Linked DNA regions of Homo sapiens: region 1 is linked to region 2. The links are chromatin loops, found by intact Hi-C in ENCODE. Cell type or tissue: IMR-90. All regions are shown on one strand. Each heading gives the region's core, and the rest is flanking DNA. Links, peaks and the distances in the headings are about the cores only.

The links. Hi-C counts contacts between places; a loop is a spot of excess contacts. Peaks named below come from ENCODE experiments on the same cell type or tissue, not always from the same donor. Only the 100,000 strongest peaks of a DNase experiment are listed, where the experiment ranks them.
Region 1: a loop joins it to region 2, with 2.9 times the contacts of the local background. A loop is called at or near these places in 7 of 110 quality-filtered maps.

Annotation. Positions count from the first base shown.
Region 1 is chr1:23,195,291-23,203,624 of GRCh38, reverse strand. All of the region lies in intron 1 of HTR1D (5-hydroxytryptamine receptor 1D), which reads left to right. Among named protein-coding and RNA genes, the nearest start is that of HTR1D, 18 kb to the left of the region's middle. In IMR-90, for the core only: a CTCF peak has its summit at 5,204; DNase peaks (open chromatin) are centred at 1,134, 5,064 and 6,544; H3K27ac peaks cover 984 bases.
Region 2 is chr1:23,270,151-23,278,484 of GRCh38, reverse strand. No RefSeq gene overlaps it. Among named protein-coding and RNA genes, the nearest start is that of LINC01355, 11 kb to the left of the region's middle. In IMR-90, for the core only: no CTCF peak of the experiment used is centred there; a DNase peak (open chromatin) is centred at 4,864; H3K27ac peaks cover 135 bases.

The DNA.
Region 1 (8,334 bases), core at 275-8,274, 75 kb after region 2:
AGTGCAGTGGTACCATCATAGCTCACTGTAACCTCAAACTCTTGGGCTCAAGCAGTTCTCCCACCTCAGCCTCCCAAGTAGCTAAGACTACAGATGCATGCCACCATGCCTGGCTAATTGTTAAATATTTTGGAGAGATGAGGTCTCGCTATGTTGCTCATGCTGGTCTCAAACTCCTGGCCTCAAGTGATCTCACTTCATCCTCCCAAAGCACTGGGATTACAGGCGTGAGCCACCATGCCCTGCTCATTTTCCAGATTTTATGATTAGAGAAACTGAGGTGCAAGACTGATTTGCTTACACCTCAAGACAGTGATTAGATTTTAAAACTGGCACTCAGATACAGGTAGAAAGAGAGAGCATGAGATGGGGGAGATGCATACACGTACACACACACCCATACCCATGTTAAAACTTTCCAGATTTGGCCGGGCGCGGTGGCTGATGCCTGTAATCCCAGCACTTTGGGAAGCCGAGGTGGGGGATCACCTGAGGTCAGTAGTTCGAGACCAGCCTGGCCAACATTGTGAAACCCCATCCCTACTAAAAATAAAAAAATTAGCCAGGCGTGGTGGCCGGCTACTCCGGAGGCTGAGACAGGAGAATCGCCTGAACCTGGGAGGCGGAGGTAGCATTGAGCCGAGATTGCCCCACTGCACACCAGCCTTGGTGACAGAGTGAGACTCTGTCTCAAAAAAAAAAGAAGAAAGAAACTTTCCAGATTCTTCCCACATGTATTCTATCCAATCCTCATTATATCTCTGGGAGGTAGACTTGATACCCTGATTTTTGCAGAGGAGAAAACTGAGGCTGTAGGAGGTCCCATGCAGGAGAGAGAATGAGATGAAATAACACCTGTGGGTGCATTTTGTAAAATATAAAGCCCTGTCCTGATTTGTGCAGAGTGATTTCTCCATCCAGAGCTCACTCATCTGTGTACACAGCTTCTACAGAAAGAACAGCCACAAATTACTGTGTGGGGGATGTATTCTACTGCAACAAATCTTTTTATCACAGAGCCTTATTTTTTTCTTCCAAAAAGATGAGACTGGCTTCTAAGGACACATTAAACCCATACATCCTTTTTGTTCCTGGCAAGGTTTTATGACTCACTTAGTTAAAGAGCCCTCAGAAAGTGGAGGCAACAGATCTTCCTGCAGGCTGAATGAGCCCTGGATAGGAAGCTTTTGTAAGAGGCCAGCTTTTGCTTTTGTAAGAGGCCAGCTTTTGCTGGCCAGGTGCGGTGGCTCATGCATGTAACCCCAGCACTTTGGGAGGCTCAGACGGGCAGATCCCTTGAGGCCAGGAGTACGAAACCAGCCTGGCCAACATGGTGAAACCCCCTACTAAAAATAGAAAAATTAGTCGGTTGTGGTGGTGCATGCCTGTAATCTCAGCTACACAGGAGGCTGAGGCAGGAGAATAGGTTGAACCTGGGAGGCAAAGGTTGCAGTGAGCTGAGATTGGGTCACTACACTCCAGCCTGGGCAACAGAGTGAGACTCTGTCTCAAAAAACAAACAAACAAACAAAACAACAACAACAACAACAAAAAACCACGAAAAATAAAACAAAAATTAAAAAAACACCTGCTGTGTGCCAGCCACTGTGCTAGGCATGTTCTCCCTACTTCATTGAAGCCGCATCACAATTCTGGGTGAAAGATGTCATTATCCCAATTTACAGATGAGGAAGAAGGGCCCAGGAGGTGAAAGGACTTGGACCCCACAGTAGGGATTGGTTGGTGGGAAGGAACCAAAAGTCCCCTGTCTTGGCTGGGCACAGTGGCTCAGCCTCTAATCCCAGCACTTTGGGAGGCTGAGGCAGGAGGATCACTTGAGCCCAGGAGTTCCATACCAGCCTGGGCAACACAGGAAGACCCCATCTCTACAAAAAAATATTGAAAATTTGCTGGGCATGGTGGCTTGTGTCTGTAGTCCCAGCTACTTGGAGGGCTGAGGTGGAAGGATCACTTGAACCTGGGAGATCGAGGCTGCAGTGAGAGCCATGATCATGCCACTGCACTCCAACCTGGACAACAGAGGAAGTCCCTGCCTCTTAAAATGAAAAAGAAGAAGAAGAAAGTTCCTTGTCTTACTACCATTTCTCAGAGGCTGCTGTGTCCGTGTAAACTGGCTCAGCTGGGAAAACATGAGTTGGTACAAATGAGGTTTCCTGGATAGAAGGTCGCTCATGGACATACAGGGATGGGAAGGAGTATTCCCTGGCCTGGAAGCCTCCTTCATTCTCCTCTCCCAGGACAGGTGGTTCCTCTCCCTCAGCTTCTTTCTCTGCTCCATTCTCCTGCCCCTCTCTACAGACCTGCTTTTTGTTTACCTTTGGCTTTTCTATTCCCCCAAAACCTTCCTTGGCTTTGGTAAAGGCTGCAGCCTGACTCCAGCCTCAGGACCCTTGGCCTGCAGATTTATCTTCCCCCATCTTCTATCCAGCCCAGCTCCCCATGGTCTCCATTCTAAATTCCCAAGAGAGAATCTGATTGGCTCATTTTGGGTCACATGTCCACCCTGGTCCAATCAGCTGTGATCAAAAGTGGTCTCTGGAACAGGCTGGGATTGGGTCATAAGTCTGTCTGTCTGCTTTTCTCTTTCCACCCCTCTTCAGAGATGCCAGAGCTGGGAGAGGCATGGTGTGGCTGGAGTCCATGTGATCTGGACTTCAGGGGAGATGCTGTGGCCTGGAGGTGGAGGTGGGGGCCGAGAAAGGTCCTTGCTTCTGCTGCTGCTGTCATGGCCCCTGGGAAAATGGGTGGGCAGGGAGGAAGCTCCTTGGTATGTCTGGGTTTCTGACAATGGCAGACATCTCTCACCAAAACGGGCAGTGATACTTTGTTTCTGGTGAGGGAAGTGATGTTGTTGCCTGGAGACCTGAATTTGGTTGGATGCACCATAGAGAACCAGAGAAGTCACATTTGTGGTCACCATTTTATTACAAGGCCAGGCACGGTGGCTCAGGTCTATAATCCCAACAGTTTGGGAGGCCAAGGTGAAAGGATCACTTGAGGCCAGGAATTTGAGACCAGCCTGGGCGACACAGGGAGACCCTATCCATAAATAAATAAATAAATAAACAAACAAAAAGAAACCATTGACTATATTGAGCGTTTGGTTTCCATGATATTGACAGTTCTCCCCAAACTCCTGTGAGATTTGGATTATCATCTCCATCACTGAGGCTGTGCAGGCTCAGAGAGGTGAAGTGATTTGCCCAGTGGCCACAGCAAGAAAGCGAAGCAGTAGGAATTGGGAGCTGAGAATGCCTGCTCTTAGCCACTGTATTCCTTCTTTGTTAGCATCATGACAATTGTTCAGGACTCCACTGTTTACAACACAACACATACATGATCTTGCTGGCGCTACTCAATACTCCTTTCGGACAGCAGAGCCAGGCTTTTGTTCCCATTTCACCAAGGAAGTAACTAAGGGTCAAAGAGACTGTGCTTTGCCCATGGTTACCCAGCTGGTCAGTGGCAGAGCTGGGACCAGAGTGCAGATCTTCTGCACTAAAAATTATCAATAGGTATTAATGTATCAATATATTATTGCTGGTGATAGGGTTCTTTTTCATAATATACAAAATAGATTGAGAAAAATTACATATACTACCGAGCACGGTGGCTCATGCCTGTAATCCCAGCACTTTGGGAGGCTGAGGTGGGCAGATCACCTGAGGTCAGGAACTCAACACCAGCCTGGCCAACATGGTGAAACCCCATCTTTACTAAAAATACAAAGATTAGCCAGGCATGGTGGTACGTGCTTGTAGTCCCAGCTACTCAGGAGGCTGAGGTGGGAGGATCACTTGAACCCGGAAGGCGGAGGCTGCAGTGAGCGAAGATTTGCATCACTGCATTCCAGGCTGGGTGACAGAGGAAGACTCCTTCCCCGCCAAGAAAAAGAAAGAAAGAAAGAAAAATCACAAATACATCATTCCCTACAAAGCAGTACAAACACACACACACGAATAACAATTAATATTAATGTACTCACCACCTACTTAAAAAATACAACATCAGGCTGGGCATGGTGGCTGATGCCTATAATCCCAACTTTGGGAGGCCAAGTTGGGAGGATCACTTGAGCCCAGAAGTTCAAGGCTGCAGTGAGCTATGACTGTGCCACTATATCTGGGTGACAGAGCAAGACCCTCTCTCTAAAAAAAAAAAAAAAAAAAAAAAAAAAAAAAAAAAAAAGACCACACATGGCGGCTCACACCTGTAATCCCAGCACTTTAGAAGGCCAAGGTGGGAGAATTGCTTGAGTCCAGGAGTTTGAAGACAAGCCTGGACAACATAGGGAGACCCCACCTCTACAAAAAAATTTAAAAATCACTTGGGAGTGGTAGTGTGTATCTGTGGTCCCAGCTACTCAGGAGGCTGAGGTGGGAGGATCACTTAAGCCCAGGAGGTCAAGACTGCAGTGAGCTGTGATCATGCCCCTGCACTCCAGCCTAGGTGACAGAGTGAGACCCTTTCTCAAAAAGGCCCGGCATGGTGGCTCACGCCTATAATCCCAGCACTTTGGGAGGCCAAGGCAGGCTGGCCAACATGGCGAAACCCCATCTCTACTAAAAAAAAATACAAAAATTAGCCGGGCATGGTGGTACACACCTGTAATCCCAGCTACTTGGGATGCTGAGGCAGGAGAATCGCTTAAACCTGGGAGGTGGAGGTTGCAGTGAGCCGAGATCGTGAAAAGAACATAATTGAAACTTTTAAAACCCTTTATGATTATATTCCTTCTTCCTTTTCCCTCCAGGAGTAACCACTATCCTGAATTTTATATTTATAATTTCTTTGCTTTTCCTTATGGTTTTGCCACATATATTTATCTCCCTAACAGTTTGTTTCTTCTTGCGTGTTTTTGACTTTGGCACTCTGCCTTGTTTGTGACAATCACCATTTTGGTATGTGTAGCTGTGGTTTACTCTGTTTTGCTTCTCTGTAGCCCTCCATCATAGGAATACGCCATATGCTACCATTCTGCTGTTGATGGACGTTTGGTTGTTTTTAGTTGTTTGCTATTTCATGCTACTAGGACCATTCTTGTTGCTGTCTTCTAGTGAACACAGAAGAGTTTCTCTGCCATGCATACCCAGCAGCGGAATTGCTGAATCATGAGGTAGTCATCACATCTTTAGTTTTATGAAATAATACCACATTGTTTGCTTATGAAGTTTCTCCAATTTTTACTCTACTAGTGGTAGAAAATTGCTCTACACTTTTTTTTTTTTTTTTTTTTTTGAGACGGAGTCTCGCTCCATCACCCAGGCTGGAGTGCAGTGGCGCGATCTCGGCTCACTGCAAGCTCCGCCTCCTGGGTTCACGCCATTCTCCTGCCTCAGCCTCCCGAGTAGCTGGGACTACAGGCGCCCACCACTGTGCCCGGCTAATTTTTTTTTTTTTGTATTTTTAGTAGAGACGGGGTTTCACCGTGGTCTTGATCTCCTGACCTCATGATCCTCCTGCCTTGGCCTCCCAAAGTGCTGGGATTACAGGCGTGAGCCATTGCGCCCGGCCCACACTTTTTTTTTTTTTTTAAGAGACAGGATCTCACTGTGCTGCCCAGGCTGATCTTGAACTCCTGGGCTCAAGCAGTCCTCCTGCCTCAGTCTCCCAAGCTCCACACTCTTATTAACTGACATGACATGATCAGATTTAAAATGTTGTACTTTTCTACTAGGTGAAAATGGTATCTTCTTGTCATTTTAATTTTTCTTTCTTTTTTCTTTTGTTTAAAATAGATAGTCTTGCTATGTTGCCCAGGCTGGTCTTGAACTCCTGGGCCCAAGTGATCCTCCCACCTGGGCCTCCCAAAGTGTTGGGATTACTGGCATACGCCACCACACCCAGCCTTCATTGTCATTTTAATTTTTTTTTTTTTTTTTTAGGTAGAGTCTTGCTCTGTCGCCCAGGCTGGAGTGCAATGGTGCAATCTTGGCTCACTGCAACCTCTGCCTCACGGATTCGAGTGATTCTCCTGCCTCAGCCTCCCGAGTAGCTGGGTGCCCACCACCATGCCCAGCTAATTTTTGCATTTTAGTAGAGATGGGGTTTCACCATGTTGGCCAGGCTGGTCTCGACCTCCTGACCTCAGGTGATCCACACGCCTCAGCCTCCCAAAGTGCTGGGATTACAGGTGTGAGCCACCACGCCTGGCCTGTATTTTTTATTTTATTATTTGAAGTGTGACGGGAAAGAGACAGTTGCTTATAGAGCTACAGTCCATGTCTCCAAAGGTAGCTAGATTATGAGAAATTCTCCTACCTTTGTTCACAATGGGGAAGGATAGCAGGCAGGAGGGGAGATAGCCTCTCAATTGTGTTACTTCTTGCAAAGCTACAGCCTAGCCTTCCTAACCAAGTCTGTCTGCTCCTGTCCCTGTGTCCCTGTCCCTTTTCCCAAGATGTTGCTGAGGGCTGGAGGGCTTACACACACACCAGCCCCTTGAGCCTTTCTGAACCCACGCCTTTCACTGAAATTAGGTCACTGGAATGCTTGGAACTCAAGGAGTGACCGCATGAGTTTGTGGGGCAGGCACACCAGGCTTCCTTGGGAAATGACGCACCTCAGTCACCCAGACTGTCTGCAGGGAAGAAAGTTTCAAACGAGCCAACCAGAGTTCACATTTTCCATATGAACCAAAATGGGAGCAAAACTTCAGCCGGAGGCTTTTGGGGTGGAGCCTGGGGCGAGTGGGGGCAGGAGGGGGTCATCACACCAGCTATACACGCGTGCCTTAAGGCTTTTCATCCTCAACTGAGGCAATGTAGGCAAGGGTAGAAATTTCTTGAGAGCTCTGGACCTGGTTTTTCCACTTCCAGCCAGGTGGCCTTGGGCAGGTGACATCACCTCTCTGAGCATTGGTCGGGTCATTATAAGTTGGGAGCCACGTTGCCCACTTTACAGGTTGGATGACTCTTAGCCCCAAAGCTAGCTCAGTGCCTGAAATATAGCAAGAGCTCTTCAAAAGATATTGTTATAATATCCTTTAAACTGTAATATATGTTTTGGAGTTGGTGGCTTAGGATTGGTTTTCTTAAACTGAGGCTTTCCCCTCTCCTCCAGGCAGATTTTTTTTTAATGAAGCACCCACAAATTTGGGGAGTGGGAGGGAAAATACTGCATTGCAGGTTTAGCTGCTGCTCCTTCTTTTTTTTTTTTTTTGGCAGAGTTTCACTCTGGTTGCCCAGGCTAGAGTATAATGGCACGATCTTGACTCACTGCAACCTCCACCTCCTGGGTTCAAGCAATTCCCCTGCCTCAGCCTCCCGAGTAGCTGGGATTACAGGCATGCACCACCACGCATGGCTAATTTTGTTTTTTTAGTAGAGACGGGGTATCTCCATGTTGGTCAGGCTGGTCTCGAACTCCCGACCTCAGGTGATCCACCCACCTCGGCCTCCCAAAGTGCTGGGATTACAGTCAAGAGCCACCGCACCCAGCTGGTGATTGATTTTTAAAACGTTAAGAAGCTAAAGCCGCTCACACCTGTAATCCCAGCACTTTGGGAGGTCAAGGCTGGAGGATCGCTTAAGTCCAGGAGTTTGAGACCAGCCGTGGCAACATAGCAAGACCCTGCCTCTGTGAAAACAAACAAACAAATAAAAAACAATTAGCTGGGCACGGTGGTGTGCACCTGTAATTCCAGCTACTTGGGAGGCTAAGGTTGGAGGGTCACTTGATCCAGGAGGTCGAGGCTGCAGTGAGCTGTGGTCATGCCACCGCACTCTAGCCTGGGGGACAGAGCTAGATCCTATCTCAAAATGAATAAATAAACAAATGATTTTTAAAATTACTGGTTTATTATATAGGATTCAAATGAACAACCAGAAGAAAAGGTACATAGGACAAGGTCTGAAAAAGCTTCAAGGGGCCAGCCACAGTAGTTCATGCCTGTAATCCCAGCACTTTGGGCGGCCGAGGCAGCGGATCATGAGGTCAGGAGTTTGAGACCAGACTGGCCAACATGGTGAAACCCCATCTCTACTAAAAATACAAAAATTAGTTGGGCGTGATGGCATGTGCCTGTAGTCCCAGCTACTTGGGAGACTGAGGCAGGACAATCGCTTGAACCCAGGAGGCAGAGGTTGCAGTGAGCCGAGATTGCGTCACTGCACTCTAGCCTGGCAACAGAGCGAGACTCTGTCTCAAAAAAAAAAAAATTATTCATGCTCACTATAGGACATTTGGAAAATTCAAATGAGTAGAAAAAGGGCCACCCCCCCCCATACTTTGTAGAGAAATACATTGTAACAATTTGGTTTCTTTCCTGATGGCCTTTATCGTTCCCTGTGTACAGTTTTATTTTGTTTCCAT
Region 2 (8,334 bases), core at 218-8,217:
GGTTTCTATGCATTACCTGTTGTTGCATAACAAATTACCCCCCTAAAACTTAGCAGCTTAAAACAAACATTTATTATCCTCTACAATTACTCTGGGTGAAGAATCCAAGAGTCACTTAGCTGAGTGATTCTGACTCTTAAGAGGTTGCAGGCTGGGTGCGGTGGCTAACACCTGTAATCCCAGCACTTTGGGAGGCCAAGGTAGGAGAATCGCTTGAGCTCAGGAGTTCAAGACCAGCCTGGGCAACAATAGTGAGACCTCGTCTCTACAAAAAAATTTAAAAATTAGCCAGGCATGGTGGCACACACTTGTAGTCCCAGCTGCTCGGGAGGCTGAGGTGGGAGGACTGCTTGAGCCCAGCAGATCGACAGGTTGAGGCTTCAGTGAGCTGTGGTTGTGCCACTGCATTCCAGCCTGGGTGACAGAGGAAGACCATGTCTTTTTTTTTTTTTTTTTAAAAAGTAATCTGAAGGCTTGACTAGGGTTGCAGGATTTGCTTTCAAGGTGGCTCACGTGCATGACTACACCTCACTTCCTAGGCAAGTGGACTTCTGCATATACTGAATATTCTCATGTAGCTGGCTTCCCCCACAAAGTGAATAGGAAGACTCCATTTCCACAGTATCTCATTGACCACACAGGTCAACCCTCTTCAGTATGGGAGGAGACTACCCAGGGCTAGAATACCATGAAGTGAGAATCATCAGGGCCACCTTGGAGGCTGGCTGCCAAAACTTAGGATGAATTTGAGGCTACTTTCCTATTAAGTGTATAAAGCTGACCTTTGACATGCAAACTTAGTAATACCTATTTATGATTCCTGATACACTTTAATACTCTATAGTGATTTCTTCAGAAGCATTTTGACCTAAATGTAAATATATCATTCACTATGCATACATTTTTCTAAAAGGGAGTTTAATATCTACACCAGGATGAATTGTAGTATGTTTTAACATATGTAAGGTGCTCAGTACTTGCTCAACTAAAGCCAGGTGTGGTCATGCACACCAGTGGCACTTGGAAGCTGAGGCAGAAGGATTGCTTGAGCCTGGGAGCTTGAGGCTGTAGTGTGCAATGTTCATGCCTCTGAATAGCCATTGCCCTTCAGCCTGAGCAACATAGTGAGACTGTTTTTTTTTTTTTTTTGAGATGGAGTCTCGCTTTGTTGTCCAGGCTGGAGTGCAGTGGCGCGATCTTGGCTCACTGCAACCTCCGTCTCCCAGGTTCAAGCAATTCTCATGCCTCAGCCTCCTGAGTAGCTGGGACCACAGGCATGCACCACCACGACCAGCTAATTTTTGTATTTTTAGTAGAGACAGGGTTTCACCATGTTGGCCAGGCTGGTCTCAAACTCCTGACCTCAGGTGATCTGCCCACCTCGGCCTCCCAAAGTGCTGGATTACAGGCGTGAGCCACCGTACCCAGCCAATAATGCATTTTTTAAAAGATATTTTTGTTCCAATATTAATAAATAAAAATGTTTATGAACTTAAAAGAGAAGTAAGAGGTGAAATCAGAAAGGTAGTGAAATCAGGTCTGTAGGACCTTAAAACCTGCTGCGAGGATTTTTGAGACAAATGGGAAGGCAGTGGAGGATTTTGAGCTAAAATATTACTTTTTCACTTCACTGTAGCCACAGTGGCTTCCTTACTGCTCCTTGAAACTCTGGGCAACTTCTACCCCAGGGTCTCTGCACTGGCTGTTCCCTCTGCCTGGAGAGCCTTTAGGCAGAGTATCTGCACAGCTCACTCCCTCACCTCCAAGCCTATACTCAAAGGCCTTCTCCACAAGAAGGCCCTATTTGAGATTGCAGCCCAGCCCGACCTCCCTTGCCCTTGCACTTATCATCATCTGCTCTGCTGCTTCTCCAGCACTTATCATTTTTTATCCTACAGTATATAATTTACTTATTAATTACATTTATTGTTGTCTCTCTCTCTCTGCTAGATATAAACTCCACAAGTGCAGGGATCAACACCTAGAGTGTATCTGGTACATAGAAGTTTCCCACACACTTGCTAAAAGAATGACTTAAAGGAATAAGTTTTGGTTATATGGAAAATTAAATTTACTAACTTTTTCTCATCATGCATAAATGGTTATTGAAGATTTAGGATCTTGAAGAATTTCTTAATTATTTCAGAGAGCTACGGTTATGTTTCTTAGAGAGTGTTTACCAAACCAAGAAAGTAGACTCATAGTTTAGGAATATTTTTAGCACTGTGGGGTGAAATTAAAAGTTTCTGGTTGGCCGGGCACAGTGGCTCAAGCTTGTAATCCCAGCACTTTGGGAGGCTGAGGAGGGCGGATCACGAGGTCAGGAGATCCAGACCATCCTGGCTAACACGGTGAAACCCCGTCTCTACTAAAAATACAAAAAATTAGCCGGGCGTGGTGGCAGGTGCCTGTGGTCCCAGCTACTCGGGAGGCTGAGGCAGGAGAATGGCATGAACCCGGGAGGCAGAGCTTGCAGTGAGCAGAGATCGTGCCACTGCACTCCAGCCTGGGTGACAGAGCAAGACTCTGTCTAAAAAAAAAAAAAAGTTTCTGGTCAACCATTTTTGTTATAATTTATTTTTATATAATTTCAAACTTATGGAAAAGTTGCAAGAATGATACAAGGAACTTCCTATACCCTCTACCCAGATTCACCAATTGTCTACATTATTTATCATTTCCTCTGTGTGTGTGTGTGTGTGTGTGTGTGCATGTGCTTGTGTGTTCCTAAAACTTCTGAGTAAATTGGAAACATTGTGTACCTGTACCCATAAATATTTCAAGTGTGTCTTTTAAAAGTGAGGACGTTATCTTACAGTTGTCAATATCAGAAAATCGAACATTGATACAATAGAATTATCTAATCCATAGCCCCCCCACCTTTTTGTTTTTTGTTTTTTTTTGAGACAGTTTCACTCTTGTTGCCCAAGCTGGAGTGCAATGGCACAACCTCCCATAGCCCATTTTCTTTCCTGGTCTTGCTCTATTGCCCAGGCTGGAGTGCAGTGGGGTGATCATAGATCACTGCAGCCTCCACCTCTTGGGCTCAAACGATCCTCCCACCTCAGCCCCCCAAGTAGCTGGGACCTCAGGCACGCGCCTCCACGCCCAGCAAATTTTTAATTTTATGTAGAGATGCCATCTCACTTTGTTGCCCAGGCTGGTTTTGATCTCCTGGCCTCAAGCGATCTGCCCACCTTAGCCTCTGAAAGTGTTGGGATTACAGGTGTGAGCCACCACATCCAGCTCATTGCCCATTTTCAAATTTCATCCACTGTCCCAGTAATGTCATTTATAGCAATTTTTTCCCAATCTTGCATCGAAGTCAGGATCATACACTGCTCTTAGTCTCCTTTAATCTGAAATCATCTTTCAGCCTTTCTTTGTGTTTTTGTTTGTTTCTTTGTTTTGAGATGGAGTCTGGCTCTGTCCTCCAGGCTGGAGTGCAGAGGCCCCATCTCAGCTCACTGCAACCTCTGCCTCGAAGGTTCAAGCAATCCTGCCGCCTCAGTAGAGATGGGGTTTTGCTATGCTGCCCAGGCTGGTCTCGAACTCTTGGCCTCAAGTGATCTGTCCGACTCGGCCTTCCAAAGTGCTGGGATTCCAGGCGTGAGTCACCACACCCGGCCAATTAGTGAGGATATTCTTTGAGACTATGTTCCTCATTAAACTTGCACCTACTGGTTTTAACATCATTCCTTTTGTATTTATTAGCTGTCAATCTACTGTAAGGAAGAGCTTTCCCTTCTCCCCATTCACTTATGTCAGTATGGACTCATGGACTTGTATTTTATTCTGTGGTTTGTAATCCATTGCTATTGTTAATTATTTTGATGCCAATTGTCCTAGATTTCTGGTCATCCCTTTGCCTCAAAAACAAGTTTACATGAACCATATAGTCTCCAAGTTGGGTTTTCAAAGAGGTAATGGGTCCAAATTGAAAAGGTAGAATTTAGGTTACTGGAAGGTAGAAATAACTAGTAGGAAAATCACTTTGGGCAATTTTCAATAACAAAAACACCCTATATACTGAAATGTGTTAAAATAACAAGAAAAATAGCACAGCCACTCAGCAGTGAATTTCAGTGTAAGGAATGAGGATAGGCGTATCCTTATTAGAAAAAAGAAGGAAAAATGCTGCTTGAGCTGCTGAGTTGTTTCAGCCCTGGAGCTGAGGGCGGGGCAATGCATGAAGGTAGTGGGAGAAATGATGGCTAATCATAAAATCAAAATGTCAGCCTAAGATACCATTTTAAAATATTTCATTCCAGGCTGGGCGCGGTGGCTCAAGCCTGTAATCCCAGCACTTTGGGAGGCTGAAGCAGGAGGGTTGCTTGAGTCCAGGAGTTTGAGACCACCCGGCAACATAGCAAAACTTCGTCTCTACAAAAATTTTTTGAAAATTAGATGGATGTAATGGTATGTGCCTGTAGTCCTAGCTACTCGGGAGGCTGAGGCAGGAGGATTGCCTGAGCCCAGTTCGAGGTTATAGTGAGCTATGATTACGCCACTGCACTCCAGCCTGGATGACAGAATCAACACTCTGTGTCTAAAAAATGAATATGTAAGTAAAAATAAAAATATCTCATTCTCATAGGCCCATCTCCTCCTCCTCTTCCAGAAACTCTTACTGGGTCTTTGCTGAATGGCAGTATAGTTATTTGCATAGGTTTGTTATAAATGTCCTTTTCACCAGACTATAATTGGAAAAATTGGCTTTGCAACCAAGGCCTTGCCTTGTCATATTTGAAAATGTTGCTTATTTAATCAAGTATGACCAGTCTTTCTGAGGAAACACATTTGGCTTTCATGGAGCCAGCACTTTCAAAGCCCTCTCAGAAAAATGGTCCTGGGGCACAGCTTACAGATGAGTAAGGAAGGCCACTTCTTGGCAGGCGCCCAAATCTTAGATATTTGCTCAAGTAAACAGGAATTCAGCAAAACGTAAAGTCCAGTCTGAGATTCCTTCTGAAAATTTCCAGCAATTTTTTTTTTTTTTTAAGACAGAGTCTTGCTCTGTTGCCCAGGCCGGAGTGCAGTGGTGTGATCTCAACTTGCTGCAACCTCCGCCTCCTGGGTTCAAGCTCTTCTCCTGCCTCAGCCTCCCGAGTAGCTGAGATTACAGGCATGAGCCACCACACCCGGCTAATTTTTGTATTTTTAGTAGAGATGGGGTTTCACCATATTGGCCAGGCTGGTCTCAAACTCCTGACCTCGTGATACACCTGCCTCGGCCTTCCAAAGTGTTGGGATTACAGGCTTGAGCCACAGCGTCTGGCCACCATCTTTTTTTTTTTTTTTTTTTGAGATGGGGTCTGACTGTGTCGCCCATGCTGGAGTGTGGTGGTGCGATCTCGGCTCACTGCAACCTCCGCCTCCCAGGTCCAAGAAATTCTCCTGCCTCAGCCTCCCAAGTAGCTGGGATTACAGGCACCTGCCACCACGCCTGGCTAATTTTTGTATTTATATAGAGACAGGGTTTTGCCACGTTGGCCAGGTTGGTCTTCTGACGTCAGGTGATTCACCTGCCTCAGCCTCCGAAAATGCTGGGATTACAGGCGTGAGCCACCGTGCCTGGCCCATTTCCAGCAAATTTTTAAGGTCTGTGTGATAAATTAATGTTCTTGTTGCACCTATGTATATAATCAGGTCAGACCTAATAAGACCAGCCTTATTTTGTGATCAGAAACATCATTTTTCAAGATTTTTTTTATCACAAGGGGTGTATTAATTTCCTATTGCTGCTGTCATAAATTATCACAAACTCAGTGACTTAACACAAATTTATTATCCTATAGTTCTGGAGATCAGATGTCCAAAATAGCAAGGAATTAATAACCAGAATATATTAAGAAGCTCAGACAACTCAATAGGAAAAAAATCTAATAATCCAATTTAAAAATGGACAAAAGATCTGAGTAGACATTTCTGAAAAGAAGTTGTACAAATGGCCAACAGATACACGAAAAGGTGCTCAACATCACTGACCATCAGAGAAATGCAAATCAAAACTACTAGGAGATATCATCTCACCCCAGTTAAAATGGCTTTTATCCAAAAGACAGGGAATAACTTGTGCTGGTGAGGATGTGGAGAAAGGGAAACCTCACGCACTCTTGGTGGAAATATAAATTAGTACGACCACTATGAAGAACAGTTTGGAGGTTCTTCAAAAAACTAAAAATACAGCTACCATATGATCCAGCAGTCTCACTGCTAGGTATATGCCCAAAAGAAAGGAAATCAAGACTGGGCGCAGTGGCTCATGCCTGTAATCCCAGCACTTTGGGAGGCTGAGAGGGGCGGATCACGAGGTCCGGAGAGCGAGACCATCCTGGCTAACACGGTGAAACCCCGTCTCTACTAAAAATACAAAAAATTAGCCAGGCGTGGTGGCATACGCCTGTAGTCCCAGCTACTTGGGAGGCTGAGGCAGGAGAATCAGTTGAACCTGGGAGGCGGAGGTTGCAGTGAGCTGAGATCGAGCCACTGCACTCCAGCCTGGAGACACAGCGCGACTCTGTCTCAAAAAAAAAAAAGAAAAAGAAAAAGAAAAGAAAAGAAAGGAAATCAATATATCAAAGAGGTAGCTATACTTCCATGTTAGCACTATCCACAGTAGCCAAGATTTAGAAGCAACCTAAGTGTCCATCAACAGATGAATGGATAAATAAAGTATGGTACATACACACAATGAAGTACTATTTGTCCATAAAAAGAATGAGATCCTGTCATTTACAACAACAGGGATGGAACTGGAGGTCATTATGTTAAGTGATAGAAGCCAGGCACAGAAAAACAAACTTCACATGTTATTATTTATTTCTGGGAGCTAAAAAAAATTAATTGAACTCCCAGAGGCTGGGAAGGGTAATGGGGAGGATGATAAATGGGGATGGTAAATGGGTATAAAAATGTAGTTAGAATGAATAAGATCTAGTATTTGACAACACAACAGGGTGACTACAGCCAACAATAATTTATTGTACATTTAAAAATAACTGAAAGATTTAAATTCAGGTGGATATAACAAGAAAGAAAGAAAAAATAATAATTGAAAGATAATAATTGGATTGTTTGTAATACAAAGAAAGGACAAATGCTTGAGATATTGGATACCCCATTTACCCTGGTGTTATTATTATTATTATTGAGGCGGAATTTTGCTCTTCTTGCCCAGACTGGGGTGCAATGGGCCGATCTCGGCTCACTGCAACCTCTGCCTCCCGGGTTCAAGTGATTCTCCTGCCTCAGCCTCCCAAGTAGCTGGGACTACAGGCGCACACCACCACACCCGGCTAATTTTTGTATTTTTAGTAGAGTTGGGGTGTCACCATGTTTGTCAGGCTGGTCTTGAACTCCTGATCTCAGATGATTCACCCACCGCAGCTTCCCAAAGTGCTGAGATTACAGGTGTGAACCACCATGCCTGGCCCACCCTGATGTCATTATTATGCTCCATATGTCTGTATTGAAATATTTCATGTACACTGTAAATATATATACCTACTAGGTACCCACAAAAAATTTTTTAAGTTCAAAAAAAAAAGGGGGGGCCGGGCATGGTGGCTTACACCTGTAATCCCAGCACTTTGGGAGGTCGAGGCTGGTGGATCACAAGGTCAGGAGTTCAAGACCAGCCTGGCCAAGATAATGAAACCCCATCTCTACTAAAAATACAAAAAATTAGCCGGGCGTGGTGACACGTGCCTGTAATCCCACCTGTTGGGGAGGCTGAGGAGAGAATTGCTTAAACCTGGGAGGCGGAGGTTGCAGTGAATCCAGATTGTGCCACTGCACTGCAGCCTGGGTGACAGAGTGAGGCTCCGTCTCAAAAAAATAATAAATAAAAAATTAAAAAGCCCAAAATGGCTCTCCCTGGGCTAAAATCAAGGTGTCAGAAGGATTTTCCTTCCAGAGGCTCCAGGGGAGAGGCCATTTCCTTGTCGTTTCCAGCTTCTAGAGGTGTCCTGCATTCCTTGGCTCATGGTCCCCTTCCAACTTCCAAGCCAGCAATAGATAGTCAAGTCTTTCTCATGATTCTATCCATCTCTCTGTTCTGACTGCTAAGCCTCCCTCTTTCCCATTTAAGCACCCTTTGGATTACATTTGGCTCATTCCACCCAGGGTAACACCTCATCTCAAGGTCATCTGGTGAACAACTTGAATTATCTCCTGCCATGTAACGTACTAGGTTGGTGCAAAAGTAATTTCGGTTTTTGCCCCTCCCCCTTTATTTTTAATTGCAGAAATTGCAATTACTTTTGCACCAACCTAATAACATATTCACAGATTCCAGGGTTAAGATACAGGCATCTTTGGCCAGGTGCGGTG